6 separate regions of the Mus musculus genome follow, and regions 2, 3, 4, 5 and 6 are each linked to region 1. The links are chromatin loops, found by intact Hi-C in ENCODE. Cell type or tissue: left cerebral cortex. All regions are shown on one strand. Each heading gives the region's core, and the rest is flanking DNA. Links, peaks and the distances in the headings are about the cores only. Region 1 overlaps Gm40240 (a long non-coding RNA gene). Region 2 overlaps Rhbdl2 (rhomboid like 2). Region 3 has its middle 12 kb from the start of Gm22154. Region 4 has its middle 7.9 kb from the start of Akirin1. Region 5 overlaps Macf1 (microtubule-actin crosslinking factor 1). Region 6 holds the start of Akirin1 (akirin 1).

The links. A loop is a pair of places that touch in the nucleus more often than their neighbours do. Peaks named below come from ENCODE experiments on the same cell type or tissue, not always from the same donor. Only the 100,000 strongest peaks of a DNase experiment are listed, where the experiment ranks them.
Region 2: a loop joins it to region 1, with 7 times the contacts of the local background. A loop is called at or near these places in 17 of 42 quality-filtered maps.
Region 3: it touches region 1 in a loop (4-fold over the local background); 2 of 42 quality-filtered maps call a loop at or near these places.
Region 4: it touches region 1 in a loop (4-fold over the local background); 21 of 42 quality-filtered maps call a loop at or near these places.
Region 5: it touches region 1 in a loop (3-fold over the local background); 8 of 42 quality-filtered maps call a loop at or near these places.
Region 6: a loop joins it to region 1, with 5 times the contacts of the local background. A loop is called at or near these places in 17 of 42 quality-filtered maps.

Annotation. Positions count from the first base shown.
Region 1 is chr4:123,895,806-123,900,715 of GRCm38, reverse strand. It overlaps Gm40240 (a long non-coding RNA gene), which reads left to right. Exons shown (of 3, transcript XR_868100.2): 2 at 2,123-2,144; 3 at 2,633-4,910. Among named protein-coding and RNA genes, the nearest start is that of Gm40240, 3.0 kb to the left of the region's middle. In left cerebral cortex, for the core only: a CTCF peak has its summit at 1,824 (motif pointing right); DNase peaks (open chromatin) are centred at 1,811, 3,493 and 3,662.
Region 2 is chr4:123,816,251-123,821,160 of GRCm38, reverse strand. It overlaps Rhbdl2 (rhomboid like 2), which reads right to left. Exons shown (of 8, transcript NM_183163.2): 4 at 3,185-3,297. Among named protein-coding and RNA genes, the nearest start is that of Rhbdl2, 31 kb to the right of the region's middle. In left cerebral cortex, for the core only: a CTCF peak has its summit at 1,854; a DNase peak (open chromatin) is centred at 1,865.
Region 3 is chr4:123,303,112-123,308,021 of GRCm38, reverse strand. No RefSeq gene overlaps it. Among named protein-coding and RNA genes, the nearest start is that of Gm22154, 12 kb to the right of the region's middle. In left cerebral cortex, for the core only: a CTCF peak has its summit at 2,134 (motif pointing left); DNase peaks (open chromatin) are centred at 809, 1,600 and 2,009.
Region 4 is chr4:123,755,701-123,760,610 of GRCm38, reverse strand. No RefSeq gene overlaps it. Among named protein-coding and RNA genes, the nearest start is that of Akirin1, 7.9 kb to the right of the region's middle. In left cerebral cortex, for the core only: CTCF peaks have their summits at 2,104 (motif pointing left) and 3,336; a DNase peak (open chromatin) is centred at 2,077.
Region 5 is chr4:123,587,199-123,592,108 of GRCm38, reverse strand. All of the region lies in intron 1 of Macf1 (microtubule-actin crosslinking factor 1), which reads left to right. Among named protein-coding and RNA genes, the nearest start is that of Mir6398, 27 kb to the left of the region's middle. In left cerebral cortex, for the core only: CTCF peaks have their summits at 2,933, 3,624 (motif pointing left) and 4,468; a DNase peak (open chromatin) is centred at 2,928; H3K27ac peaks cover 745 bases.
Region 6 is chr4:123,747,465-123,752,374 of GRCm38, reverse strand. It overlaps Akirin1 (akirin 1), which reads left to right and starts at 2,076. Exons shown (of 5, transcript NM_023423.3): 1 at 2,076-2,427. The coding sequence starts at 2,211. In left cerebral cortex, for the core only: CTCF peaks have their summits at 2,002 and 3,345; DNase peaks (open chromatin) are centred at 2,032, 2,743, 3,160, 3,533 and 1 more place; H3K4me3 peaks cover 2,781 bases; H3K27ac peaks cover 2,550 bases.

The DNA.
Region 1 (4,910 bases), core at 253-4,252:
AGTATCATGATGAAAACCCAAAAAGTGGTATTTGAAACGAAGACATTGACATTATTTAAGTAATAGTAGCACAAGATAATGTATTATCAGTTCTGGATTTTTTTTTTTTTTTGAGTGGAAGGGGAGGTTGAGATAGCCCAGGTCTATAGCCCTAGAACTGGCCTCAAACTCCCAGAGATCCACCTGCCTCTGCCTCCCAAGTGCTGGGATTAAAGGCTTGCACTGCCACTGCCCGGCTTCTTTGGCCTTTTTATACCTTCTTAGACAAAAGTTCCTAGAAAATTACCTCAGAAAGAAATGTTACATAAAATGGGAGTTACAGAAGGATGTTGATATTAAGTTCAAAGCAGTGTTGCATTCTATATGCTCATTATACATTTAAAGCAACAGTTTCACATGGCCTTGCCTTATCATAGTGCACACCTGTAGCTTTATCCATGGACCTAAATATTTTTCCTTGAACATAAATTTGTCCCAAGACTATTCCTCTTTTTAGTGTAATTATGAAAGCTCACTATTTCTTATTATGTAGACTTTACTTGCTATTATGAGGAATTGGCACATTCTATTCTTGATTCTAACTTTATTACATCTTTCTAGCAAAGCAACTAAGTCCATTTCTAAAAACTTTCTTTCTAGAATTAATCAAATCAAGAATTCTATAAAATCATTCATTCATCTAAACAGCATTAATTCATGAAAGTTCATCTTTGTGTTGATCTGCAGAAAATCTGGTCAATAGGGTGGGCTAATGCCCAGGAACTATTATATTAATAATGACAGGAAAGGCATATCAGTTGCAGGAAGCAATCCTCTGGTGAAATCCCTTTGGGACCCGTACCTCACAGAGCTCACCCACCGCAGATGTGCAGAAGCAGCAGGTCACCTCCAGGAAGGCAACCTTAGCCTATCCTAGGTGGCTCCTGGCACCCAACCCTACAGCTCATTTTGCAGACAAAGGCCAAGAGGTGTCCTAGTTCATGTCCATAAAAAAATGACCAGAAAGCTAGAAGTAAGGTCCACCTATGCAGTGGTAAGACTTCCTAACATTTTAAAGAGCATACATTTTTTTTTAGGGTTTTTTTTTTTTTTTTGGAACTGGACTTTTTGAAATAGTAACACAGTTACTATTCTGTTGCCGTGATAAAATACCATGACCAGGTCATCTTATTTGTGGGAGGAGGTATTTGGGCTTACAGTTCCATAGGGATAAAAATCCATCCTGGTGGAGAAGCATGGTACCAAGCAGCAGCGAGAAGCTACGATTTCACACCCTCAGCTACAAGCGTGAGTCAAGAGAGTGAGCCGGAAGCATGCGATACCTCCAGTGGTACACTTCTACCAGCAAGGCTAGTCCACCTAAACCTCACCAGCAGCACGGCCGACTGGGACGCTCTCCTCAATCACAGCACAGTACCCATTAGTACTATACAGTGTGTCTATGCAGGAGGCGATTTTCTCCTGTTAGTTTCTTTTAATAAACAAAGCCTTGGATTCTCCTGCATCAACAGGTACAAATATGCTAGCCAAGCAGAACACACAGGTATTTTGATTGATAACTTACATCTAAAATGTACATAGTAAGTTCATTGCTTAGGAGAGCAACCCGAGCCTCTTTCCAAGCCAGGCATAGCAGCTTATATGTGCACTCTTCCTGCAGGAAGAAGATGAGGACTATTAGCTACATCTCTGTGGAGCTCATTTCGTTTACATATGTATGTTACTTCCAAATTTGCATTTTCAATGACAAAATTGCCAAATCCAGAACAGTTGTCCTACGAAAGGTGCTTTGAACCATCTTAAAGCTATAATGCCATTTCGCCAGCAGATGGCGCTTCGTAGGTTAGGGTAGGGATGCAGTGGGAGGGGAGTTTTTAAACCTGCTCTGAAAATATAAAATGCATTTAATGGAAGGAAAAATGATAATTATAATCTCAAAAAATTTAAAAAAACATGCAATTAGTGTTAAAGGTAAAATACAACCATTATTTGTAACAAGTCACTACAAATAAAGCAAATAAAAGATAAAACCTAGGTCGTAAAAAAATGTAAGCAGTTTGTATGAATGAATAAACAATTAAACACAAACTTTATTTCCTCCACTATTTCTTATTTCTTTTAGAACTACATAGCACAATGTTGAGGTAAATTTGAAGAAGAAGAGGAAGAGGAAGAGGAGGAGGAAGAGGAGGAGGAGGAAGAGGAAGAGGAGGAGAAGAGGAGGAGGAGGAGGAGGAGGAGGAGGAGGTGGTGGTGGTGGTGGTCTTGGTGTCATACACATTTAATCCCCACATTAGAAGGCAGGGGCAGACAGATCTCTGTGAGTGAGAGGCCAGCCTGGCCTACATAGCTCCAGAGAGTGTGACCCTGTCTCAAAAACAAACAAACAAACAAACAAACAAAAACGGTGATCAACTATGTCAAGATGAACAAACTTCTTGGTGCAAATAGATGAATACACAGAAATTTTGTAAGCAGCCATATCCACTGCTTCAAACGTTTCGTAAAGGTAAAATTGAGCACATTATTAGAAGAGCTTAGTAAGGGGGCACTTGGACTGACTGAGTATATCTCATTACAGGACTAATTATATTTAATAATTTATTAACAATTGTTCCTCCCATCTCCTCAGCTCATCTTTAGGCATACTGGTTTTCCTGAGGAGTGGTCTATGTGTAGCCCTGGCTGCCCTGGAACTTGCTGTAGAGACCAACCTAGCCTTGAACTCGAGATGCACCTGCCTCTGCCTGCCTAGTGCCAGGGTTAAAGGTGTCAACCACCATGCCCTGCTGTTTCCTGTCTCTTAAGCTCTCATGTATAATAAACTCAGGACTTCATGCCTTGATAGCAAGCACTCTTTGCCCACTGAGCCATCTGCCCAGGGCACATTTCTCAGTGTAGCCTCTAAAGAAACACTTGTTGCTCTCCTTTTAACCATCAAACTATTACAAGGAATTGGACTTTCCCCAGAAATTTCCTCAGAGAGGTTTGAAGCCTGGATCCAACAAGAAGAGAAACTTGTCTTGGGCAAAGGGATTTCTCACCTCTTGTCTGACTATCTTCCAAGAGACTGTGGCCAAGACAGTGATGAATCGGTCCGTAGCTTTCCCGGAACTGCTCAGATATGCATGATTCTGGCTCCTTACTTACACCTAAATCTCAGGTCAGGACCTGGAAGGTCACTGCGTCTCTTTGTCCTACTTCCCAGCACAGCCATATTGAGTAACCTTTTTCTAGTTTTCACTCTCAAGTCTGTCTTTAATTTGCTTCAGAGATGTGTTACTAAGCTTGGTTTGTTGGGCCACTAGGGCCCAAGCACTATCCTGATAGCTCCAAAAATAAGGTATACATCAAGAATAAACAGATGAGGGCTGGCGAGATGGCTCAGTGATGAAGAACCCTGGCTGCTCTTTTAGAGGACACAGGTTTGATTCCTGTAGCCCATGTGGTGACTCACAACCATCTGTAACTGGTTCCCACAGACACTGCAAGCATTTGGTACATTAACATACATGTAAGCAAAGCACCATTCACATAAAGATAGAATGAAGAAACTTTAAAGCAAAACTCTCCCAATGGCTACCTGGCATTTTTAATTGTCCTTTCCGGTACAATCCACCCTCTTGGCCATGACCTGTGAGCAGCTGCTCTCTCACACTGTAGGAGGATGGAGCTGCCTGTGACAGTGCCACCCATTCCTATCCAAGTGCTTGTGGGCGATAATCTCGGGATTTGTACCAGAGGAGTTTGCAAAGTACTCTACCAATTCCCGAGCAGACAGGGAGCATCTTCCACTTAGGACAACGCTGGACACTGCCTGCTGCAGCGCCCCGGCTTGGCTGCCTGCTGCAGCGACCCGGCGTGGCTGGTGTTGGCCTCCTCCACAGATAGTAATCACCAAGCTTCAACTGCCAGAGCGCTCAAGTCTGAGCCCTAAAGGCTTCAAAGTAGCTGCTCAGCCCAGACTCACTAGCCTGCACCTTTAGACTTCAGATGCTAATTTACACAACTGGGAATTCTCCATCTGCTCCGCCCAATCCTGCGTGCCCTACCTGTCCCCATCCTTCCTACGCCCCACCCCCATCCCACGAGCTAGCGTTTCACCGTTGGCGCTCACTTAAGCTCCTTCACGGGTACAGCAGCGGTTACTGGGGGGCCCTCTCAGTTTCTGGACGGAAGATATGGGCCCGGGACTGACCGGACTGACCGAAAGGAGCAAGAAAAACTAGACCTGATCAAATTGTGAACCAAAGAAAAGGCAACAACATATCAATAACCTTGTGTCTGAGGACTAACTGTAGCCAAATTCTTTAGAATAAATCAAAATGATTGATCTGAGGGTACAGAAGGGGCCTTAGTTGAGAGAGTTAAGGAAATCCCTATCGGGCATTCTTTCTTTCCTAGGAAACGGCTCCTAAGATGGCCACCAGTGACTCAAACGAAACTTGTAGGGTGGGGGGAGTTCCCTCTCAGTAGGACCTCTGGGGTCCTACAAGTTCATCCTCCAGGGACTTGAGGCTGCAACATTCACAGTGGTCTCTTCGAAAGGACAAACACAGATGAACATCTGAGGGTCCCAGTGCTGACCCCAATGGCTGCAGAGGCAGGTTCTGAATGGGCCATTCCTCCCCTGAAAAGGATCTCCTAGGACACCCACAAGAAATTTGAGATGCAGGTTTGAAAAGAATATCCTTTCCATCCAAAGGATCTTTGGTGCTGGAACCAACAATTAGGAGCAGGGGCAGGCTCTGCAGCTACAGGATACAGCAGTCAAAAAGACCAGCCTTTTGAAAGGACCTGTGGAATGGGATGTTCAATGGCCAAAGCATGGGAGCCACTGTTAGAAGACCTGGCAAAACCCTCTTTAATGATGTCCAGCGACACTGAGACTGACCAGTCAGAAGCTTGAG
Region 2 (4,910 bases), core at 341-4,340, 80 kb after region 1:
CCAACTATTTACAAGCCTGCTGTGGAGTAGAGGATGGCCTTGAACTTGTGATCCTCTTGCCCCATCTCCTGGGTGTTAGGATGATAAGCAGCATACACCCTGCTTCACTGCTGGATCCTAACAGTCATCTAAATCAGAAGTAATAGCCAGGGCTGAGCATGTAGCTCATGTAGAGTGGCTGCCTACTGTGTGCAAGGCTGTTTGATTCCCAGCACCGCTGCCTCCTTCCAAGTGATAACAATTCTGCCTAATCCTTGCCATAAACCTGACAGGACTAAGACCCTTTCCTACTTGCTGTATGAGGGGAGCGTGCTACCTTAGTGTTAAATGAGCAAAGACCTTAGAGTCATAGAGAACCTCCACCTCCCTCTATGACTATATGACTCAATGGGAGAGAGCAGGCTGATGAATGCCCTGGGCTCAATCTCCAGCAAAGGAAGGAAGGATGGGTTGGAGGGAGGGAGGGAGGGAGGGAGGGAGAGAGAGAGAGAGAAGAGAGAGAGAGAGAAGGAGGGATGGAGGAAGGGGAGGAGAGAGAGAAAGAGGGATGGAGGGAAGGATGGAAATGGGAAAGAAGGAAGAGGAAGAGGAGAGAGAACCACGATTCTGGCCACCATGGCTGGTACTGCACTCATGTGCATTCCAGCACACATATGAATAATTAAAAACAAATCTTTTAAATTTTTAACAAATCGGGTTGGAGAGATGGATCAGCAGTTAAGAGCACTGACTACTCTTCCAGAGGTCCTGAGTTCAATTCCCAGCAGCCACATGGTAGCTCCCAGCCATCTGTAATGGGATCTTATGCCCTCTTCTGGTGTGTCTGAAGACAGCTACAGTGTGCTCTTATAATTAAAATAAATAAATCTTTAAAAAAATTTTAACAAATCTAATCTAATCATCTGTTAAAATCATAATAGACCATGACCAAGTGTCCTCCCTGAAGCAACCTTGGTTTAACACTGGAAAGTCAGTCAATGTCATTCTCTACATCACAAATCAAAATAGAGAAATTATACAGAGAGACAAAATAAATTAATAGGAAGAGAGAGATGGGGGGGGGGTAGGGAGCTCTGGCGCAGCTCAGCTGGACAGTCTTGCCCAGCACACATGTATGCAGGTCTGGTGAGAGGCTTGAGGTGTCCTGAGCTCTCCGGGAGATTCTGAGCACCAGTCAGCTTTGGGATGCTGATCTGGAGGCAGACATCTTGGTCTTTAATGTGCTCCTGTGAATTTATAGAAAGAATTCTAATGGTCAGATCTGATCTGGCTCCAACACCCTGTCTGAGCAGTTTCTTCTGATGCTGACACTGTGGGTCAGTGGGCACACCTCACAGGTAGCCAGAGTTAAGGACCGTAGGGTGACATTGCCTATGGAAGAGTAGAGAGAAAAGGCAAAACCAGGGAAGGCAACACTGCCAGATAGACAAGGGTTTCAGCCTTCTTGCTGTCTTGGCTTTCTGTTGACCACTGTGAACTGCTAGGAACTTAGTCTGTTTGCTGAAGATGATTTCAATAGCAGGGGGAAGCATCGACCTGAATAGTAAGAGAAAGCTGCCAAAAGGCGCTGTCTGAAATCACTAGAGGATGCGAACCAATTGTTCACATTCTCTTCCGAAGGGCTTCTGCTCTGGTGCTGGCCAGAGCTGAGGCCACACACTGACATCAAGCTGTGAGCAGAGGGCGAATGTGTAATTGATGCAGGAGGCATGCAAGTTCACACCTCTGCATTCATGAGCAGGACAAAAAGATGCACAAAGAAACAGAGAAATGGGATCCCAAACAGTAGGTAGGTGTCTAATAAGGAACTAAGCTTTGTCACAAAGCCCTTTCAAAGCCCTCTGTTTCCTGTAGCTCAAGACTGCTTCCTGCTGTCCACACTGCTGCCACTGCACCCTACAAACCAGGCCCTCCAGGAATTCTCTCAGACAGTAGCTGACAAATACCTCCCATCAGCCAGCCAGAAAGAGGGGGGGAGGGGGAGGGGAAGGGAAGGGGAGGGGGAGGGGAGGGGGAGGAGGGGGAGGGGGAAGGAAGGAAGGAAGGAAGGGAGGGAGGGAGGGAGGGAGGAAGGAAGGAAGGAAGGAAGGAAGGAAGGAAGGAAGGAAGGAAGGAAGGAAGGAAGGGCAAGAAAAACAAGAACAAGAGGAAAAGAAGAGGAGGAGGAGGAAGAAGAGTAAACATAATTGAGTTGAACTGTAATCCCTAAACCACATACATGTTGACATCCAATTCCCGGGAACAATATTTGAAATCAGGAGATCTTATTTGAAATTAAGGCTTCACAGGAAAGGAATGTCAGCGTCAGATGTGGTGGCCTGTGTGGGATAATTTTATGTCAACTTGACACAAGTTAAAATCACCTGAGAAGAGGGAGCCTCAGTTAAGAAAATCTTCCCTAGCCAGGTGTGGTGGCACGCGCCTTTAATCCCAGCACTCGGGAGGCAGAGGCAGGGGGATTTCTGAGTTCAAGGCCAGCCTGGTCTACAAAGTGAGTTCCAGGACAGCCAGGGCTACACAGAGAAACCCTGTCTCGGGCTGGTGAGATGGCTCAGCAGGTAAGGGCACCCGACTGCTCTTCCAAAGGTCCTGAGTTCAAATCCCAGCAACCACATGGTGGCTCACAACCATCCATAACAAGATCTGACTCCCTCTTCTGGTGTGTCTGAAGACAGCTACAGTGTACTTACACATATCAATAAATAAATCTTTAAAAAAAAAAAAAAAAAAAAAGAAGTAGGGCCCAGCTCATTGTAGGTTGGGCCATCCCTGGGCTGTTATAAGAAAGCAGGCTGAGAAAGCCATGAGGAGCAAGTCAGTAAGCAGCACCCATCCCTCCATGGCCTCTGCATCAGCTCTGCCTCTGGGTTCTTTGAGTTCCTGTTGCCATGGCAATCGCCATACATTCCCAGTGTCCACCTGCCCTCACCTTCGAGTGCAGTTACATCACAGCCTCCCCCCCACCAAAAAAAAGAGGCAGAGCCCCCTAACCTTCTCTTTCTTTTCCTTATTCTTTGTCGCTCTCCTTCATCCCTCCCCACCCACCCCAATAAACCTCTTCCATGTTGGCCTGGTATGATCTGTCCAACGAGCCACCATTCTAACACAACAAACATCTGCTACCTTTGGTTTCCATCCTAAGAGCCCAAAAGTGTTTGTTCCGTGTTACCCTCAGATCACTGACCTGCAAGCACTCCTGCCAGGTACACCAGCCCCACTCGGAGGCCTTTGTGGACCATTTCCAAAGGAATACCCAGGACGATCTGCATAAGAAGATTCCCCACGATGTGCTGGACTCTGCAGAGACAAACACAGGTCAAATATCCAAGCAGCAAGCAGTTGTCATGGAAGACTTGCATGTCAACTTGATATCTCTGGTTAGAAACTTGCTAGAAATTTATTTGTTAGGGAGGGAGGGAGAAAGAGAGAGGGAGAGGGAAGAGGAAGAGGGAGAGAGAGAGAGAGGGAGAGAAGAGAGGGAGAGAGGGAGAGGGGGAGAAAGGGAGAGAGGGAGAGACAATGCCCCTATGGGAGCCTTTTGAGCTGCAAGTCACTCTGTGTGAGTCTTAGGATCAAAGCTGCAGTCCTCAGGATTGAGCAGCAAGCACTCCTAACCATGGAGCTATCTCTCCAACTCCTATATTCTAGTTTTTCAAAGAAGGCGACTCTTCTATTTTGCTATTGTTATTTTGTTGTTTTTTTCTCTTATCTGTTTTTATTGCTGTTGTTTTCAGCTTTGTTCTGTTATTTGTGTGTGTGTTGGGGGGTGGGGGGATTTGAGATTTCTCTGTGTAATAGCCCTAGCAGTCCTGGACTCGCTTTGTATATCAGGCTGGCCTTGAACTCACAGAGATTCACCTGCCTCCACCTCATAAGGGTTAGGATTAAAGGCATGTGCCACTATTCTGTTTTTAAACAAAATCATGCATGAATCTTCAATATGTAAAACACATAAAAGTATTTTAGAAATGGAGAGATGGCTCAGCAGTTAAGAGCACCGACTGCTCTTTCAGAGGACCTGAGTTCAAGTCCCAGCAACCACATGGTAGCTCACAACCATCTGTGATGGGATCTGATGCCCCCTTCTGGTGTGTCTAGAAGAGAGCAACAGTGTACTCACATTAAATGAATAAATAAATAAATAAATAAACAAACAAACAAACAAATAAATAGGAAGGAAGGAAGGAAGGAAGGAAGGAAGAAAGAAAGAAAGAAAGAAAGAAAGAAAGAAAGAAAGAAATGTAGAAATGTGTGCTGTAATTTCTACTTTACAACAGTGATTACAACATGAACAAAGACCAGCAAAGCTGATTTAAACAATTTAGTCAGGTGTGGTGGTGCACAACTTTAATCCCATTTCCTGGGAAGCAGAGGCAGATGAATTTCTGTGAGTTTGAAGCCAGCCTGGTCTACATACTTAGTTCCAGGCTACCTAGGCTATATAGTAAAACTCTGTTTCAAAAACACATTTTTTAAAATAATAATAATAAAGAACTTGAGGGCTGGGGATGTGTGGGAAGCCGCCCTCACATTCGCCGTTGCAAGATGGCGCTGACATCCTGTGTTCTAAGTGGTAAACAAATAATCTGCGCATGTGCCAAGGGTAGTTCTCCACTCCATGTGCTCTGCCTTCCCCGTGACGACAACTCGGCCGATGGGCTGCAGCCAATCAGGGAGTGACATGTCCTAGGCGGAGGATAATTCTCCTTAAAAGGGACGGGGTTTTGCCATTCTCTCTCTTGCTCGCTTGCACTCTTGCACTCTTGCTCTCTTGCTCTCTTGCTCTCTTGCTCTCTTGCTCTCTTGCACTCTTGCTCTCTTGCTCTCTGGCTCCTGAAGATGTAAGCAATAAAGCTTTGCCGCAGAAGATTCCGGTTTGCTGCGTTCTTCCTGGCCGGTCGCGAACGCGT
Region 3 (4,910 bases), core at 562-4,561, 590 kb after region 1:
CCCTAAGGTCTCAGCAGCAGGAGGGACAGGACTGTCCCAGCTGCCACCGCTGGGACCTAGCTAGAGGTCACTACAAAAACCAAAGTTTATTTATCAAAAACAAAAAACAGAAACTGTCCAGGAGCCCTAGATGGCCTAAAACAGGTTGTGGCAGCCCATGTCTGGGAGAGCCAGTGGCTAGGCACAGCTGCTCATGGTAAGGAGGAGACACCTGTGCTGTCTCCCAGGCCCCTGTCACACCTAAGAAAGTGTCCAGAGCAAGACAGGCCAGGCAGCATTTCAGAGAAACTGTTTTTGAACAAGCTGAAGGGTTCAGGCTATTTTTTTTTTTTTTTTCGAGACAGGGTTTCTCTGTGTAGCCCTGGCTGTCCTGGAACTCACTTTGTAGGCCAGGCTGGCCTCGAACTCAGAAATCTGCCTGCCTCTGCCTCCCAAGTGCTGGGATTAAAGGTGTGCGTCACAACTCCCGGGTTGGGTTCAGACCATATGAGCTTGCTTTACACTGGTACGGTAAAGCTACCTCCTCCTCCTCCTGAATTCTCAGGGTCAAAAGCAGAGGTGAACAGAGAGAGCACAGCCTCCTCCACTGTCCTCCCTCCAGGCAGCGACGACCATCTGCTTCTGCTTCTTATTCTTGCCGCTCTGGGCCTTTGCAGGTAGAGCAGTGAGGTCAGGGGTGACAGAGAAGGAACACAGGAAAAGCTGACTCAGGGACTCTCCCCTCCCACCTGGAACCTGACTACAGAATGCCTTCTCCAGAGCCTGCACAAGGATTCCAGCTAGGGCAGGGGCAGGCGGCGGGCGTCCTCCATCTGCTACAAGACTTCAGACTGTTCCAAACACCTGCGCCCACCATCAAGCCGGCCTGCTTTTCCCAAGCCGGGAAGAACTGGAAGCCACGGGTGCCTGGGCCAAGTTGGCCTTCGAGGGGCTTGGGGGAAACGAACATGGGCTCCCTGCACTCTGCTCCCAGCCCTTGAAGTGTGTCAGTGCAAACTGTCTACAGCAGCTGAAGGTTGGCTCAGCCTCTGGGGTGCATTAGCCTCATAGATGTGGTAGCTGGTCCTTCCTCACGGGTGAACCAGGTTAATGAGGGTTCTTTTGATCTTTTAACACTGGCTTCTCTTCTCATTTATTTAGCAAAATACTAGCTGTGTGGTAATGAGAACTCCTGTCGAGGTCCCACCCCTGGGGGAACTCATAACCTAGTGGGAACGAGTGGCCCCAGTGATGATTGTAGAGAGCCTGCGGTTTTCTCACCGCAAGCATGAGGACTGGAGTTTGAGTGCCCAGCACCCATGCCTGTAGCCTCAGCACTGGGGGACGGGGAGATGGGCAGCTCCAAGAGATTGCTGCCCAGGCAGCCTGGCTGAAACGTTGAGCTTCCAGTTCAGTGAGAGACGCCGCCCAAGACACCAGCCGTCCTTCTCTGGCTCAGGAAGCTGGGGGCGGGGGGGGGGGGGTCAGACTATGAGACCATTCTCAGCTACATAGTGAGTTTGAAACCAGCCTGTGCTACATAAGACTGTCTCAACAACCAAAAGAAAGTGAATTTAAGATGTGGAAGTCTGGCCAGATGGCCCAGAGGATAAAAACACTTGCTGAACAAGCCTGGCGACCTGAGTACTATGCTGGCACCCATATAAAGGTGACAGGAAAGAACCAACTCCAGAGTTGTGCTCTGACCTCCACATAGGCATCATGACACATCACACACACACACACACACACACACACACACACACTTGTATGCAATTCTGCTCTAATTGGAGACAGAAAGAGTACCTTGGAGGATTGTGTGGTAAGGGTGGGAGGGTGGAGAGCCAGCTGGGCCCAGATGAATGCCAAGAAAGAGCCCCAGGACCCTGGGCAGCATGCTGGCTGGCTAGGAGGTAGTGTCTACTAAACAGGAAGTGGGAAGGAAGTATGGAGGAGGACTGGGGTGGCTTTGATCTGAGACGTCTAAAGGGCCTGTGTAGGAGCCACTGAACACCACAGGCAGACAGACAGCTGGACAAGTGCAGGAAAGCATAGCGCCATCAGATGGAAGACTCACTGAGAGACAAGTTCAACATAGAAGTGGGACAACGTAGAAGTTATGGGACAGGACAGAGGCTCTCAGCAGAGTAGTACTGCCATCTAGAGGCTACTTGGAAAACTGCAAGTATATCATAATCTGGCCTAACTACAAAGCTTGACCTTGCCTTAAAAACCAGTCAACCAGCCAGTGGATTTCTGAGTTCGAGGCCAGTCTGGTCTACAGAGTGAGTTCCAGGACAGCCAGGGCTACACAGAGAAACCCTGTCTCGAAAACCAAAACAAACAAACAAATAAATAAATAAACCAGTCAACCAAAAAACAAAACCAGGAATGGAGGCAGATAATTATAGCCCCAGAAATTAGGAGATAGAGGTGGGATAATCAGGAGTTCAAGGTTATTCTCTGTTTCAGAGTGAGTTTCCAACCAGCCTGGGCTATATAAAATCATGTCTCAAACAAACAAACAAACAAACAAACAAAAACAATAGCTAGGGGGCGATACCCTTAATCTCAGCACTTTGCAGACAGATCTCTGTGAGTTCAAGGCCATCCTAGTCTACATCCAGAGATACACAGTAGGTCTTAAAAAATGATAACAAAATTTAATTACAAGCTGGTGGTAGCTCACAACTTTAATCTCAGCACTTGAGAGGCAGAGGCAGACAGATCTCTGAGTTTGAGGCCAGCCTGATCTACAGAGTGAATTCTAGGATAGTCAGGCTACACAGAGAAACCCTATCTCAAAACAACCAAATCAAAAAAAAAAGTTTTATTGGGCTGGAGAGATGACTCAGCAGTTAAGAGCACTGGCTGCTCTTCTGGAGGTCCAGAGTTCAGTTCCCAGCAACCACTATGATGTACTCATACACATAAAATAAATAAAATATTAAAAAAAAACTTTTAAAAATCCTGTTTTTAATGTAATAAAACTTTTTTTAAAAAAAGATTTATCTACTTATTTATGTATGTGATTACACTGTTGCTGTCTTCAGACACACCAGAAGAGGGCATTGGATCCCCATTACAGATGGTTGTGAGCCACCATGTAGTTGCTGGGAATTGAACTCAGGACCTCTGGAAGAGCAGACAGTGCTCTTAACCACTGAGCCATCTCTCCAGTCCCTAAAAACAAGTCTTTACACAGCAAAAGTACATTATAAACAAAGTAAAATAAAAACTACAGCCTGATAAACCAAGAGAAATATCTGTATGCCTCAGATATCACACAATATTTAATACACAAAGACACACAGGATCTAGGATTAAACATTTAGCTCCGTTGGTGGTGCATCTGTGTATACAGCATGCCTGGTGGCTTTAGTGCCCAGCTCCAACATGGGCACTAAACTGTTAAGCTGGAAAGGGGCTGGAGAGATGGGTCAGCAGGTAAGAGCATATAACGTTCTTGCTGAGGATTGAGTTTGATTCTCAGTACCCATATCAGATGGCTCAGAACCACCTGTAACCCCAGTGGTGCTGGGATTGGATACCACTGGCCTGTGGAGGCATCTGCACTCACTTGCTTACACACACAAACACACACACACACACACACACACAGTATCAAATAAAATAAAAAGTTTTAAATGCTTTAAAGATGGTGGTGGCACACTGCCGTAGGTAGGGTTTTATTACTGTGAAGAGACACCATGACCAAGGCAGCTCATAAAAAGGAAAACAATTCTTTGGGACTGGCTTATAGATCCATTATCATCATGGCTGGAAGCATGGCAGCATGCAGGCAGATGTGGTGCTGGAGGAGACACTGGACTCTACACTGGGCAGAGCTTGAGCATAGGAGACTGCAAAGCCCTCCCCCACAGTGACACACTTCCTCCAAGGCCATACCTACTCTAACAAGGCCATGGCTCCTAATAGTGCCACTCCCCATGGGCATTCAAATACATGAGTCTTTGGGGGTCAAACCTGTTCAAACCACCACATATACCTAAAATACTTGAGAGGCTGGGGCAGGAGGATTCCTGCTAGTTTGGGACCAATTAATCTACACAGTGAGTACCAAAAGCAGAGTAAAGTTATAGCATGTAACCCCAGCTCCAGAGGCGCGGACGCCCTCTTCTGGCCTCCTCGGCACCCACACTCACTAACATGTATACACACAGCACAGATAACTAAAAATAAATCTTTTTGTTTGAGATAGGGTCTATGTATCCCTGGCTGACTTGGAACTCACTATGTAGACCAAACTGGTCTCAAAATGAGATCCACCTGCCTCTTCCTCTAGATGCTGGGATTAAAAGCATGGACCACTATAGCCTGTGTCTTTGCAGTAATTTGATCCAGTAATTCTAATTCTAGGAATTTACCCTGAAGACTGCTGTAGGATGTGTTATGACCTCCCTCTGATTTATTATCAAATCAGCTGCAAGAGTCAATCACCTTCAATCTGGAGCGGACTTGGAAGATCATTTCAAGGCCACCCTCATGAAGATTAACTCTCTCTCTCTCTCTCTCTCTCTCACACACACACACACACACACACACACACACACACACACCATTTGTATGCAATTCTGCCCTAATTGCATGTGGCTTGTGGACTCAGGGTCTCAGGAGTTGGGGAGCTTGGGAAAAGTGGTTATCAGAGGGGAGGGGGACACTCCACCTCTATGGCTGTGGGGAAACCATCCATTCTTGTTATGTTCTCTCTTGCAGCTGTCTGAGGCCACCTCATGTCAGTAATGCATCACCTATGCCCTGTAAGGAAGCCTGATAAACTCACTGGGTGACAGCTAGAATCCTATGTCCAGCTGGTATCAGGAGCTTCTCGGGGGAGTTCTGGCTAAATATACCTCTAAATGTGCGTTGTTAGAACAGCCACTGCCTGCAAGGCCATGCACAGGGCCCTG
Region 4 (4,910 bases), core at 385-4,384, 140 kb after region 1:
GTCCCTGTGCAAACTGTTTCTACTTCATAATCAACTGTTTCTAGGGCTCCTTCCTTGTTAGTGTTTCTCTTACATTGCCCACAACATCCAGGCATCTCAGGCTCCTGGAGACACTTAAATATGACCTACAGGCATTGAAGCAGTCTCTGATTTATTCATTTTTATTTTAGTATGGGTGTTTGCCTGCATATATATGTGTACCACATGCCTGGTACACATGGGAGGCCTGAAGAGGGTACCAGATTTCCTGGACCTGGAGTTATAGAAGGTTGTGGGACACCATTTGGGTCCCGGGGAGTGACAATGGGTCCTCTGAAAGAGCGCTGAACCATCTTTCGAGCCCAAGGCAGACTTTGTCAGTGACCAATAACAAGCCAGCAATTTTTGAAAACGGTGTGTGCTGAGCAGCAGCATCTGAAAGGGGCTGGCAGATAGCACAGTAGGGAGAATTGCTTGTTCCATGTACAAGCATGGGACTGTGAGTTCAATCCCAGAAGCCATGTTTAAGAAAAGTGAGGGGGGTGTAGTGGCATGCATGTGTAACCCCAGGGCTGGGAAAGGGGCAACGGCACGTTCCCTGGGGCTCACTGGCCATCCGGCATTGACTTCTTAGCAAATTCCAAGCCAGTGAGAGACCCTGTCTTAAAAAACAAGATGGAGACTGGGGAGATAATTTGGCAGTTGAGAGCACTTGCTGCTCTTTCAGAGGACCAGGACTTGATTTCAGCACCTACATGGCAGATGAGAGCTTCCTGTAACTCCAATCCCAGGAGCCCTGACACCTGTTCTGGTCTCCTCAGGCACTGCACATGCATGGTGCATAGACATAAATGTGGGCTGGACATCCATACATATAAAACAAATTAGTTTTTAGCCAAGCATGGTGGTGTACACCCTTAATCCCAGCACTCAGGAGGCAGAGCCAGGTGGATTTCTGAGTTGAAGGCCAGCCACCGGTCTACAGAGTAAGTTCCAGGACAGACAGCCAAGGCTACACAGAGAAACTCTGTCAAAAAAATAAAAATAAAATTTAATAAAATAGAATAAAGAATAAAAAGGAAATTAATTAATTAAAAATTTAATTAAAAAAAAAGATAGGTGGCTGACACCTGAGGAAAAACACTTGAAGTTGAACTCTGTCCTCCATAAAAGAGCATGCAATTATGGGTTGGGTGGCACACACTTTTAATTCTAGCAGTTGGCATGAGAGGCAGTTGGAGCTCTATGAGTCCAAAGCCAGCCTGGTCTACATAGTGAGTTCCAGACTACTGAGGGCTACGTAATGAAAAAGAAATTAAAAAAAAAAAAAAAAAAAGAAAAAAGAAAAAGAAAGAAAAAAGAAAAGAAAAAGTGTAGAAAAGCTGGGGAGTGAGAATAAAAGGAAAATTATACGAATATTAGTGTCAGCACTGTGCAAAAACATTCTTGCCCAGTTTGTAACCTAAGCAGAGGTGATGGGGATGCAGTTCAATGGCAGAGCAGGTGCCCAGTGTGCACAGGTCTTAGGTTCAACCCCAGAATAAGGAAACGAATTATGGGTCATCCCAACTATCTGCGATACACCATCCAGTTATTTCTGACACTTAACTGGTAATACAGGTTCATTTTAGTTTTTTTTTTCAAATGTTATTATTATTTTGTGTGTATAAGTGTTTTGCCTACATGTAAGTTTGTGGTTCATGTGTGTGCTTGGTTCCAAAGGAGAACATCACGTCACCTGGAACTGGAGCTATACACATTTGTCAGCTGCCATTGTGTGCTGGGAATCGAACTCCGGTCCCCTGGAAGAGCAGCCAGTGAGCTACCTCTCCAGTTCTAGGTTCATTTTATAAGTGCCCCTCAGACAAGTTATGACTGCCCTGGGCTTGAATCAACACTTGCCTGGTCCCTTCATCTGAGTTTTAGCTACATCACTCGGCAATCTGGCAGAAGGGAGAGAGCTTGGTCCCCAGTGATGATAAAAACTGCTCCAGCAGCCACCAACAGCAGCAGAAGGGAAGAGGCACCCAACAGCTCAGCAGCCACAGAAGGAAGGCCCAAGGCACTGTGGCACCTAGTCCGATACTAGACTTCTGTACCCTGTAACAGAGGGAGATGGAGTGACCTCTGGTGGCCTAAGAAAAGCTCCGCTCCTATGCCAGGCTGAGTGCTGGGAAGTGTTGACTTTAACTGTAGACAACAGGGAGCAAACACTACTACCAGGTCATTCATTACGCTGCCTTTGCTCCATGCTTCTGGAACATTTATGACATTCAACAATCTACATTTTTCTTTTGCCTTTTTTCCCTCTCTTTTATTTATCATCATTTACTAACTCTATCCCTCCTCAAACATGACATAGAAGTCTGTATGTGGCTCAGTGGTAGGGCCATTGCCTCACAAGAAATCCCAAGCTTGGACCATTGAGATGGCTCAGCAAATAAAGACCCTTGCAACCAGGCCTGATTACCCGAATTCCATCTAGGGACCACATTGGGGAAGGAGAAAATTGACTACTGTAAACTGTCCTCTAACTTTAACATACCTGCTATGACATGAACATGCCCACTGACACACTTACATAAACAAATACAAAAATAAATAAATTTAACGTAATAAACCTTTTGAATTGTATTTTATCAAGTATTCCTCATTTACTTCTTTTGTTTTACATTATTACTTTCCATGTATTACATTGTTACTTTCTCTGTATTGTTACGAGTTCATATGTGTGTATGATGTGTCTGTAAGCGATGATGCAGTGCATACCACAGTCATGTGCAGAAGTCAGAGGACACATTTTAGGAATCCGTCCTCTCCTTCCTCCATGGATTCCAGAAATCAAATTCAAACAATCAGGCTTGCACAGCAAGCAATCTCACTCACTGAGCCATCTTACGTATTTATTATATATATATATATTTTTAAAGATTTATTTATTATATGTAAGTACACTGTAGCTGTCTTCAGACACACCAGAAGAGGGCGTCAGATCTCGTTACGGATGGTTGTGAGCCACCATGTGGTTGCTGGGATTTGAACTCTGGACCTTTTGGAAGAGCAGTCGGGTGCTCTTACCCACTGAGCCATCTCACCAGCCCTTATTATATTTATTATATATTTATAAAATGTTTTATTGCATGTAGCTGTCTTTTGCTCAGTGTATGGCTATTAAAAGTTCTTAAGTTGGGCTAGAGAGATGGCTCAGTGGTTAAGAGCATTGACTGCTCTTCCAGAGGTGCTGAGTTCAATTCTCAGCAACAACATGGTGGCTCACAACCATCTGTAATGGGATCCGATGCCCTCTTCTGGTGTGCCTGAAAACAGCTACAATGTACTTTATAAATAAAAATAAATAAATCTTTTTTAAAAAGTTAAGTTACGCCATTTATTATTACATCGTTAGTCTTAGTACTTTAGATTCCTCTTAAAATCAGTATTTCCTCTCTGACTCTCCCTGCATTTCATTACCATGTAGTCCTTGCTTACACCTTTATTTAACTTTTTTTAAAAGATTTATTTATTATTATATAAAAGTTCACTGTAGCTAATTTCAGACACACCAGAAGAGGGCATCAGATCTCAATATGGGTGGTTGTGAGCCACCATGTGATTACTGGGATTTGAACTCAGGACCTTCTGAAAAGCAGTCAGTGCTCTTACTCGCTGAGCTGTCTTGCCAGCCCCCTTTATTTAACTTAAAAAAAATTATTTTTAGGGCTGGAGAGATGGTTCAGTGGTTAAGAGCACTGACTGCTCTTCCAGAGGTCCTGAGTTCAATTCCCAGAAACCACCTGGTGGCTCACAACCATCTGTAATGGGATCTGACACTCTCTTCTGGTGTGTCTGAAGACAGTGACTGTGTACTCTATAAATAAAATAAATCTTAAAATATTTTTGGGCTGGAGAGATGGCTCAGTGGTTAAGAGCACTGACTGCTCCTCCAGAGGTCCTGAGTTCAAATCCCAGCAACCACATGGTGGCTCACAACCATCCGTAGTGGGATCCGATGCCCTCTTCTGGTGTGCCTGAAGACAGCTACAATGTACTCACATAAATAAAATAAATACATTTAAAAAAAATTTTTTAGCCAGGGATGGTGGCACACACCTTTAATCCCAGCACTTGGGAGACAGAGGCAGGTGGATCTCTGTGTTCAAGGCCAGCTTGGTCTACAGAGTGAGTTCCTGGACATCTAGGGCTACACAGAGAAAGTTAGTCTTGGGGAAAAAAAATGTGTATATGTGTGTGTTCATGCACATACACCTTGAACTTGGAGCTAGGCTTGTGGCCAGCAGATATCAGCCATTTTCCTGTCTCTACCAACCCCCCTTTCAATCACTGGGGTTACTGGCTCATGGGTGGCCACATCAGGCTTCATTTGTGGGTGATGAGAATCCACATTTAGAGCCTCATGTCTTTGCAGTATTTTTGCCAGCTGAGCCATCTCCTCCACTCTCACAGTCTATTGTTTTGTAATGTTTGAAACAAGGTCTCATGTACCCCAGGCTGGCTTCAAGCTCATTATGTAGCTGAGAATGAGCCAGAACTCTTGGTCCACCTGTCTCCACCTCCCAAGCGCTGGGATTACAAGTGTGTGCTGCCACATCCAGTTTGGTTTGAGACAGGGTCTATCTGTATATGCTGATCTATCTGTGTATTCTCAAACTTAAGGTCCTTCTGACTCAAGTGCTGGGGTTATAGGCATAAGCCACCACCCCTTGATTATAGTCAAATGTATTTTATCTTATTCACTTAAGAACATTCATAGAAAAAAAAATAGAAAAAAAAAATAGGGGGCTGGTGAGATGGCTCAGTGGGTAAGAGCACCCGACTGCTCTTTCAAAGATCTGAAGTTCAAATCCCAGCAACCACATGGTGGCTCACAACCATCTGTAACAAGATCTGACTCCCTCTTCTGGAGTGTCTGA
Region 5 (4,910 bases), core at 575-4,574, 310 kb after region 1:
TAGGGTAGTCTGAGAAGTGGAAAATCTCAATTGAAGAAATGCCTTGATCAAGATTGGACTGCACCCCTGTTTGTGACACATTTTAAAAATTGATGCAGGAGGATACAGCCCACTGTGGTCAGTATCATCTCTAAGGATGTAGGGCTGGGATGTATAATTAAATTAATGATCAAGCCAGAGGGAGAGCAAATGATCTTTTTAACAAACCGTATTGGCCAGCCTGAGTTACATAGTAAGTTCCAGGGTAGTCTGGATTCTAGCGGAGATCTGGTCTCAGGTAGGTAGGTAGGTAGGTAGGTAGGTAGGTTGATAGATAGATAGAGATAGAAAGAAGTTGAATATGCTCGTGGTATGTGGTAGTATCTAGAAAATGAGAAAACATAACTTAAAAGAAAATGTCTCAATGTAACAGTACAATGAATATACACAAATGGGTTTGTAGTGGTTGGTTTTGTGTTAACTTGACACAAGCTAGAGTCATCAGAGAAGGAGTCTCAGCTGAGGAAATACCTCCATGAGATCTAGCTGTAGGGCATTTTCTCAATTAGTGATGGGGGTGGTGGTGGTGCCCAGCCCGTTGTGAGTGAGGCCATCCGTGGGCTGGTGGTCTTGGTTTCTATATGAAAACAGGCTGGGTAGGGCAACAGCTCCTGGCCTCCAGGTCCTGCCCTGTGTGAGTTCCTGTCCTGGCTTCCTCAGTGATGCACTGCAATGTGGAAGTGGGAACCCAATAAACCCTTTCCTCCCTGTCTTGCTTTTTGGTCGTGGTGTTTCATAATAGCAATAAAACCCTAACTAAGACAATTTTTGTTTGTTTGTTTCCCCAAAGCAGGTGTTTTTCTGTGTATCCCTAGCTGTCCCAAAGCTCACAGGGTGGCCTCAAACTTGGAGATCCGCCAGCTTCTGTCTCCTGAGTTCTGGAAGTGTGTATGCCACCACTACCCAGCTGAAATTGTTTTAAAAGTGAAAAACACTTCATATAATGTGAAAGTATTTGCAAATCATGTTTTTAGTAATGTGCCTATAATTAACACATATGAAGAAAACTTGTAATTCAACAGAAAGAAGATAATTCAATAAAAAACAGGCAGAGGATTGAGTAGCTGTTCTCCAAAGCAAATATACAAATAGCAAGTACAAAGTAAGCATATGAAAATTGTAAACATTACCAGGCCTTAAAGAAATGCAGATTAAGCCATGGTGAGATACACCAACTTCATATTCAGATTGCTATAGCAAGATTGTAAGCCTGGGTTTTTGTTTGTTTTTTTGTTTGTTTGTTTTGTTTTTAAAAGAGATTTATTTATTTGTTTGTATGTGTGTGCATGAGTAAGAGGTGTTTGTGGGGGCCAGCAAATAGATTTGAAAATAAGATGTCAGCTCCTGCTGGACCTGCAATTACCGTAGCTGTGAGCCACCTGATGTTATGAACCAAACTGGGGTCCTCTGGCAGGCAGAGCGGTGATTGCTCTTATCTCTCCAGCCCCGGGTTTACTTACCTTTATTTTCTGTGTATGTGCTTTGCCTGCATGTATGTATGTGCACCATGGGCATGCCTGGTACCCGAGGAAGCCAGAGAGGGACTTGGATCCCTTTGAACTGAAGTTACAGATGGCGTGAGCTGCTATGTGAACACTGGGAATCCAAACTCAGACCGTTGTGCCCAGAGCGTGGATCTTAAACCTGGGATCCTAGTATTTGGAAGTCAGAGGCAGGAAACTCATTGGAAATTTCAGATCAGACAGGGTTACAGAGACCATGTCTACAAAAACAAAACAAAAAAGTGCACATGGGAATAGGTAGAGAAACTGGAACCCTTATTTTGTTGATGGGAATATGAAATATTGCATCTGCTTTAGGAACTTAGCAGTTCTAAAAATATATCCAGGAGAATTGAAAACATACTTTCACAGAAAGGCTTTATAAAGATGTTAATGGCTCAACATGTGTAACAGTGTATACAACCGAATATCCACCAGCTGATGAGTAGATTAAACAAAATGTAGCCATACACTAGAATATATCTTGTTGAACAAAATGCCGATCAGTAGAAGCATGGGCCTACCTTGAGAAGTACATGAGTTTGATTCCATTTATACAGAATAGGCAAACCCCCAGAGACAGTACCTAGGTTCCTGGCTGCTAGAAGCCAGAGGGTCGGGGGGACTGAAAGTGACTGCTGATAAGATGTATGGTTTCTTTTTAGGGATAATGAAATGTCCTACAATTAGATGGTTGCACGATTTTGTGAATATACTAAAATCCTCTGAATTGTAGACTATAAAAATGGTGACTGGTACAGTGTGTTAATTCTCAAAGAAGTTACTGTTAAAAATATTAGAGTAGAGCTGTCATTGCATGGCTCAGCTGGTTCAAGTACCTGCTGCCAAGCCTGATGACTGGAGTTTGATCCCTGGAACCCACACAGTGGAGGGAAAGAACATCTGACCTCCACGTCCATCCCCCCACCACACAAGGAATAAATAAATACATGTAAATTAAGTAAAATTAAAAAAAAAAAACCACCCTGAGGGTGATTTGTACGTCTGAATAGCATTCTGTCAGTTTTTACCTTGCACACTAGGCTACCCTGAATCCTGTAGCTGGAGTGTGGCTATCTTGAGCCCTGGGCAGCGCTGCTACCCGAAACAGGTTTGTAACCATTTACTAAGAGTTACAAGTAAGTTGGTTACAAGTAAGGTGGCATTTTGTAAGCTAAACACTCTGGGGCTGACGTTTTCCTCCCTCCAAGTAACAATGCCCTATTCAACTTCTTACTTCATTCTTTCAACATTTTGTCCCACTGTCGGAGCCAGCTTGGATACTGGTTCCCAGCCACATTCCTAGCTCCAGCAAGAACCACCTCATCCATGAGCTTTCTCTGAAGCATTCTTTCCTGGGTGGTGTGTAAATAAGGTCTGGAAGGGCCTCTGGGTGGCGCCTTCTCCCAGAACACCACTCCAAAAGAATGGCATGCCACAGGCTCCAGCCTGTGTTGGCAGGAAAAGGTGACTCATTTTCATCAAAGGAATTTCAAAGAAAATATAATGACAGGATGATGTCAGAGGAACAGGTGGAGACAGGAACTGTGATTGAGTGTTGAATAGAATGGTTGCCTGGGCAGTGAGAATGATTGACTGGCATAGATCACAGGAAACATCATCACCTGTTTTTTAGTTACCTTCTCAGAAATTCTCGTGTGGGCAGTGTTGTTCATGAGCCCTCAGAGCATGTGGTCGAGTCTGTGCTTGCCTTGGGTGTATCTACCATTGGCCCACAACATCCTGGGCCAGTCATGGACTTTGTTAACTAATGTGCTGTGATCTCATGTGGTTTCTTTCACTCCACACGGCATCCTTCTCTGGCTAGTCAGGTCTGTTTCTGGTAATTGAGTCTCACAGACTTTTTGCTGCTGACCTAGAGGTGCGGCATTTTCTTTAACATAAATACAGGGATTTGCCATGACATCAAAAGCCAGGAGTGCTACCTTATTGCCCAAAGAATTCTGGTTCCCTCCACTGGTTTGAAAAGTTTGATCTTTGGGTTCCCTAACCTAAGTCTTCCCACCCCCACCTTTTTTTTTTTTTGAGTAGAGCGCCCTCCAGTGGTTAACACTGATAAAGCTATTAAAAAGTATGAGTTTTGATACTTTTCATATTGTCAAAGCACTAAAGTTGGTTAAGTACTCAGACTCTTACTTCTATTAGGATTATAAGAGTATGTTCCTAGTCCCCACTATGTTTATATGATTGTACAGTTAGAGGTTAAATCAGTTTACATGACAAGAAAGAACTATTTATTATCTTGTTTGAATTCCAGGCCTCTTAAGGAAGGTCTTGAGGCGATGCTCAGCAGTATTAACTGCTGTTATTTGTTCATCAGAAGGTGCATAGACATAGAGACTTAGGCTGCATGGACTATTCCCAAACTAGAAGATATTACTTCTCCTGAAGATATATCATAAGCAAGACAAAATGTCGAAAAATGCAATTTGAAAGCAAGAGGAGAAAATGTTGCTTGTTTCCTGATAATGTCTTCACACCTGGTGTCTCCTGGCTGGTCAGTCATGAGCTCTACTTTTAGACAGAACTAGTGAGTGCGCTGTGAGTTGAAAACTGGTCACTGGAGTTGAAGGAAGTGAGTCAGGAGAGTGCATCAGGTAGCTGACAGAGAAGGTGCTGACTTCCTGGCCTAGCAATGGTCTCCTCCTTGCCCCCAGCACTTCTCCCTCCTCTCTGTGTGAAAGAACAGATGGTTAACAGAGCTTTAACCTGCAGCGCCAAAGGTCTCAGGGAGAAGTGCTCCCTAGGGTATGTTTAGTTTGGCAGCTCCCAAAGGTAATTGTTGTGATGAAGTTTACGAAGTTATCATTTGACTAACCAGGTCAGATGCATCTGAGCAGAAGTAGTTTGGAACCTCACATGTTCTTGTACCTGGCATCCTTCCCCCTAAAGGACTTTAATGCAGAGGTGGAACATTGACTGGTAATGGAAAACATACTGAGACCCCAGATAATAAAAAGAAAAACCTTAAAAAGTATTTGCTTGGGCTGAAGAGATGGCTCAGCGGTTAAGAGCACTGACTGCTCTTCTGAAGGTCCTGAGTTCAATTCCCAGCAACCACATGGTGGCTCACAACCATCTGTAATGGGAGCTGACGCCCTCTTCTGGTGTGTCTGAAGACAGTGACAGTGTACTTACATAATCAATCAATCAATCTTTGGGCTAGAGCTAAAAGAAAAAGTGTGTGAAGACAGCAACAGTGTATTTACATATAATAAATAAATCTTAAAAAAAAGTATTTGTTCATCTATTCCCTAGTTTTATCACTTTTGTTGATATTCTTCATTTCTGTAGGCTAGCTGGGATTTCTGTATTCCTATAGTCACTTTTCTGACATTTCCAGAAATG
Region 6 (4,910 bases), core at 411-4,410, 150 kb after region 1:
CAACAATGTGGTCTATCAACTTTCAGAGATAGAATAATAATTACCACTTATTCATTGACTAATATTTATTCCGTGTCTATTCCTGCCACATTCACTGTGCAAGTCGTGGGGAAATACAGATGAATAAAGGCTTCCTTGTTATTCTCAAGGAATGTATGGTTTTGAAGCACAGTTAGACATATATTCAAATTACAGCTTCCTCCTTTAAAACACTAATATTCCAAGGCACACTCAATGTTTTAAAGGATCACAGAGTGACTACCAAAGCACGTAGCAAAACCCTACTAAGAGAGGTGTGTTTAAAATGACTACCCAAGGGACATACTTTTCAAGTCTTCTAATCGTTCACTTTGGATCTGTTTATACCACAAGAAAACAATTTACTTGATGCTCTTAGGTCCCCTTAAAAAATAACCATCGTGAAGTGGCTTTTCATGTCCTTGGCTTTTATTGAACATAGAAACAGCCATGCAAGCGGTCTTAAAGGCTTTATTACATCATTGTTTCCTAATAAAGTCATGACAGTCTACCTTTGGAATTAAAGTGATACACAAAATGATGGTCTGTGTCCTCTGGTGAACTGGTTCCATTCAGATAACACCTATTCATCATGACTATGGTTTCATTTTTCTTTAGCCTTCAAGAAGCTCAGAACTGAATTTTAAATTCAGTCATTTACCACCAAGATAATTGTGAGGTTTTTTTTTTTTAAAAAAAACTCTAATGTTTTATTTCTAGATTTTAGTTTAAACCACGTTACATCTATATTGACAATAAATGTGCTAAAATAAACTTAACATGGGTAATGTGCCTAGGGAGGCTTGAATCCCAATATGGCAAAACAAACAGAAAACCAGCAATTTGGTATGCTGTGCTGTCTTATATTTTACAGAAATAAATGTGAAAGTATATGACCTATGTTATGATCTTTAAAGAGTTTGTAGAAACGGAAGAGGACTCAGAGAAAAGCAACCAAAACGAACAGGAGGAGAAGGAAGAAGAGGCGGAGAAGGAGGAGGAAGATTGGAGATAGTATGCCTTTATTGTCTAACCCCAAGTGTGTTGAAGTACTGTGACAGCCATCTTGGCAATTAGAAATGAGTATCTAAAATTTGGACTGTTCTAGAAAAATCTGTTACAGAGATAATGTTAAAGCCAGATTACAGGAATCACAGCCACTAATATACAAATAATTACAGAAAGGCTTTGAATGTGGAGGTGTTGTTCTGATGACTCTATTGATGTATTTGAAAGCACTGGAGTTACTCCCCAGGAAAATTACAACCAGAGTTCCCTAAAGCAGAACCTCCCTGTTTTCTATTCATTTGCTGAATATCAAAAGCATTTTCCAGCCAACAGTACGGCAGAGAATCTCGATTGACCCGAGGAAGAACCAGTCTGAGTTGCCAAGTCGGATGAGGAAGCCAACTGCCAAATCAGCTATCAGGGGAAGTTCCTAACACCCTGGTATCACTTGGTTAGACAGTTTAAGCCAGTGAGTTTTCTGGTAGGATTGTTTTTTGTTTTTTTTTTTTTCCTTTTAATCCTTTTTTGCGTAACACATATCCATTTAGTGATCCGATTAATGGCCGGGTCATCTATCCCCAAAATACATTCATTTGTAACACACCTCCCCTTCCAATTTTGCCCATGATTGCACAGGGTTCGTGGATTAAATAAAGTCTATCCTTAGATAACCCGGTTATGTTTGTGAAGATTTCCTGGGACTCAAGACAAAATCCTTTGATAACCCTTTAGAATCACCTCTTTTATCGGTCACGCGGCCAAGGGAACCCCGGTCTCCCAGGGTCTCTCCCATCCCCCGCCCCCGAGGCCCCTGCCGCGCAGGTGCGAAAGACCTCCCAGGCCACTCCGGCAGAGAGCGTGAAGGGGGGGGCCCTGGGAGGGGCGGGGGCGGGGGTGTTGCTAGGCGACCACGCTCTCCGCCCAGACCGGCCTACTTCTTCCGCAGGGGGCGCCATGGGCCGAGCCCAGGCTCGCGGGCCTCCCGGATCGGCCCTTTTCCGACTTCTTCCCCTCTGCCGGGCGGTGGCGCACGCCCGTGACGTCACAGGAGGCGGGGCCAGCGCGGCTGCCGGGTGCCGGAGGCGCCATTGGAGCCGGCTTGGCTTGGGAGCCGTAGCTGAAGAGTTGGATCCAGGGCAGTCCTTGCTGCCGCGTCTGCGTCTGGTCTCTGGCCCTTCCGCGGGATGGCGTGCGGGGCGACACTGAAGCGGCCCATGGAGTTCGAGGCGGCGCTGCTGAGCCCCGGTTCCCCGAAGCGGCGACGCTGCGCCCCTCTGCCCGGCCCCACTCCGGGCCTCAGGCCCCCGGACGCCGAGCCGCCGCCGCTTCAGATGCAGACGCCGCCGGCGAGCCTCCAGCAGCCTGCCCCACCCGGCAGCGAGCGTCGTCTTCCAACTCCCGGTAACCTGCGCTGCTGCTGCGGACTTGGCAGGAAGCCAGGCCCGGGCGTGGGGGGCGGGGAGGGTGCGGGGGTCGTGGACACCGGCCGAGATCACCTCCGCACCCCATATCGGCCTTGGGAGAAAAAGGAACTGGGGTGCTGCTGGGCCCGGTTGCTTCCGGGGACGAGAGACATCCGGGAAGGGCAGTGACCCCACAGTGTCGGTTTTCGGGTTTCCTGGAGCTGGAGAGTCTGAGGGGTGGGCACCAAAATGAGGTGGGGATACCCCAGACCGCCGAAGGCTCTTGGTGTCCCTGAAGCCCCTCCTGCCTCCGCTTGTGCGGAACCTCCCGGGAGATCCAGTGGGCCATGGAAAATTGGATTCTGCTCACGAACCCAGCCATGAGTGGGGCGGGAGACGGATAGAGGGGAAGGGGCGTGAGCGTATGTAGCGCCGCAAGGTGCTTTTAGGAAGACTTGATTTCTAGAATTCTTTAGGGAGCAGAAGCCATGGAATGCAATTTCAACCAGACTATTTCTTAAGAGACGGACTGACCTTGTTTTATCGTGTGGCTATTGTCTTGTTTCGGGTATGGCTTGAAGTGGGTAGTTGGTTGGCTAGTATTTGAGAATCCTTAAGTATACAGAGATTCTGTACTCAAAATTCAAATATCTAATACAGTGACTCGACTTGAGTAAGGCACTTCGTTTTAGACAAGGCAAAAAGAAGGACTCATGGGGCAGTAAAGATGCCTATCATATTGCAGTAGGAGGAGGGAACGCGCTTCAGCACCCATATTCAGCAAATTAGAGGGATCCCAGAAATAATCCCTCAAAAGTGGATTTGGCCAAGTTGTTTCTTTGTTTTCTTCTTATTGTTGTTCCTCAAGCATTAGGAAAACCTGCAGTCCCTTTAAATCATTTTTCCCCCTTACATCTTGCAGTCTCTAGTGCCTCTAGTTTTCATTTCCTCCTTCCTGTGCTTAGCCCCTCAAGGATACTGCTGCCACCAGCAGTCCTCTCGAGCTTTACCTGTGTTCACGTCGTCGTATCATCCATTTCCTTTAACTGTGGCTCTGCTCTTTCCACTAGACCTGCTTTCTCCATCTTTTCCTTGAGGTTGTTAATCTGAATAGTCTTTCACTTTGCTGTTTTGTGACAGTGTCTCACTCTCTAGACTGGCCTGGAACCCACAGTGTGGTCCAGGCCTGTCTTGAACTCAGCAGCCCTCCTGCCCCAGCCTCACAAGTGACTGGAATTACAGACTTGTAACCCATCACGGCTGATTCCAAGAATCATTTCTAAATAGAGTCTTGCATCCATTACCTAGTCTGACCCACAATGCAATCTTTTCAATTTAAATTCCCTGGTGACTTAATGTTATATATAGCCTCACCCACAGAATGACTGAACAGTTGGAAGATTTTTTTTTTTTTTTTTTGCTTGTTTGTTTTTATGAAGGGCCCCAAAAGCAGGGGCAGGCAAGGCTGAGGCAGGAAGATCAAGTGAACCTAAAAATTCTACACCAGCCAGAGCCTCATAGGAAGACCCCCATTTCAAAAAGGCAGAGGCATAAATGTCTGTTGAAACAAAAATTTTATTTCCTCAGTACTTAATTTTCTATACCATTTGTGTAGTGGTCCAGCTGAGCACAGTTGTTTAGTGATCATTTTAAAATGTGTTCAGAGACTGAGTATGGCAGAGTCCTGTAATGAGGTCGTCTTTGTTGTTGGGCATGCTGACTCTGAAAACCAGAACCTCAGTTTGCTCTGGGGAACTAAATGCCCTGAGCTCAGTTACTTTTTTTTTTTTTTTTTCTTTTTTTGGTTTTTCGAGACAGGGTTTCTCTGTGTAGCCCTGGCTGTCCTGGAACTCACTCTGTAGACCAGGCTGGCCTCGAACTCAGAAATCCACCTGCCTCTGCCTCCCGAGTGCTGGGATTAAAGACGTGTGCCACCACGCCCAGCTCAGTTATATTTTTTAACTTTTTAATGTATTAAATACACCCCCAAACCTTGTTTCTTAATGCTTATTAGATTTTGGTTCTGTCAGTCATGAAAGAAACATGAAGAATTAATCTATTACTTAATGTTTTAGCTTAGGTAGAACATGTCCTCTGGATTCAAGGATAAAATAGAGATGTTGCTAGTTGCTCTACAAATAGACTAAGTGGGTTTGGCGACCCATACTCTCCACACTTGAGAGGCAGAATTGCTACAAGCTTAGGGCCAGCCTGGTCTATAGAATGAATTCCAAGCTACCCAGGGCTATCTCAATATACCAAATAACAATGGTGTCATCTAAGGGGGAATTTAGTTAATAATGGGATTTTATTTTCCTTCTCCTCTTCCTCCCTTTTTTTGTGGGTGGGTTGGGGGGAGACATAACCCAAGCTGGATTTGAGAAGTTCAGTAGACAACTAAGGATGACCTTGAACTCTGGTTTTGAGGCATGCATTGCCTGGTTTAGAGTCAGTCTGACTTTGAGTAGCTTCCCACTTGTT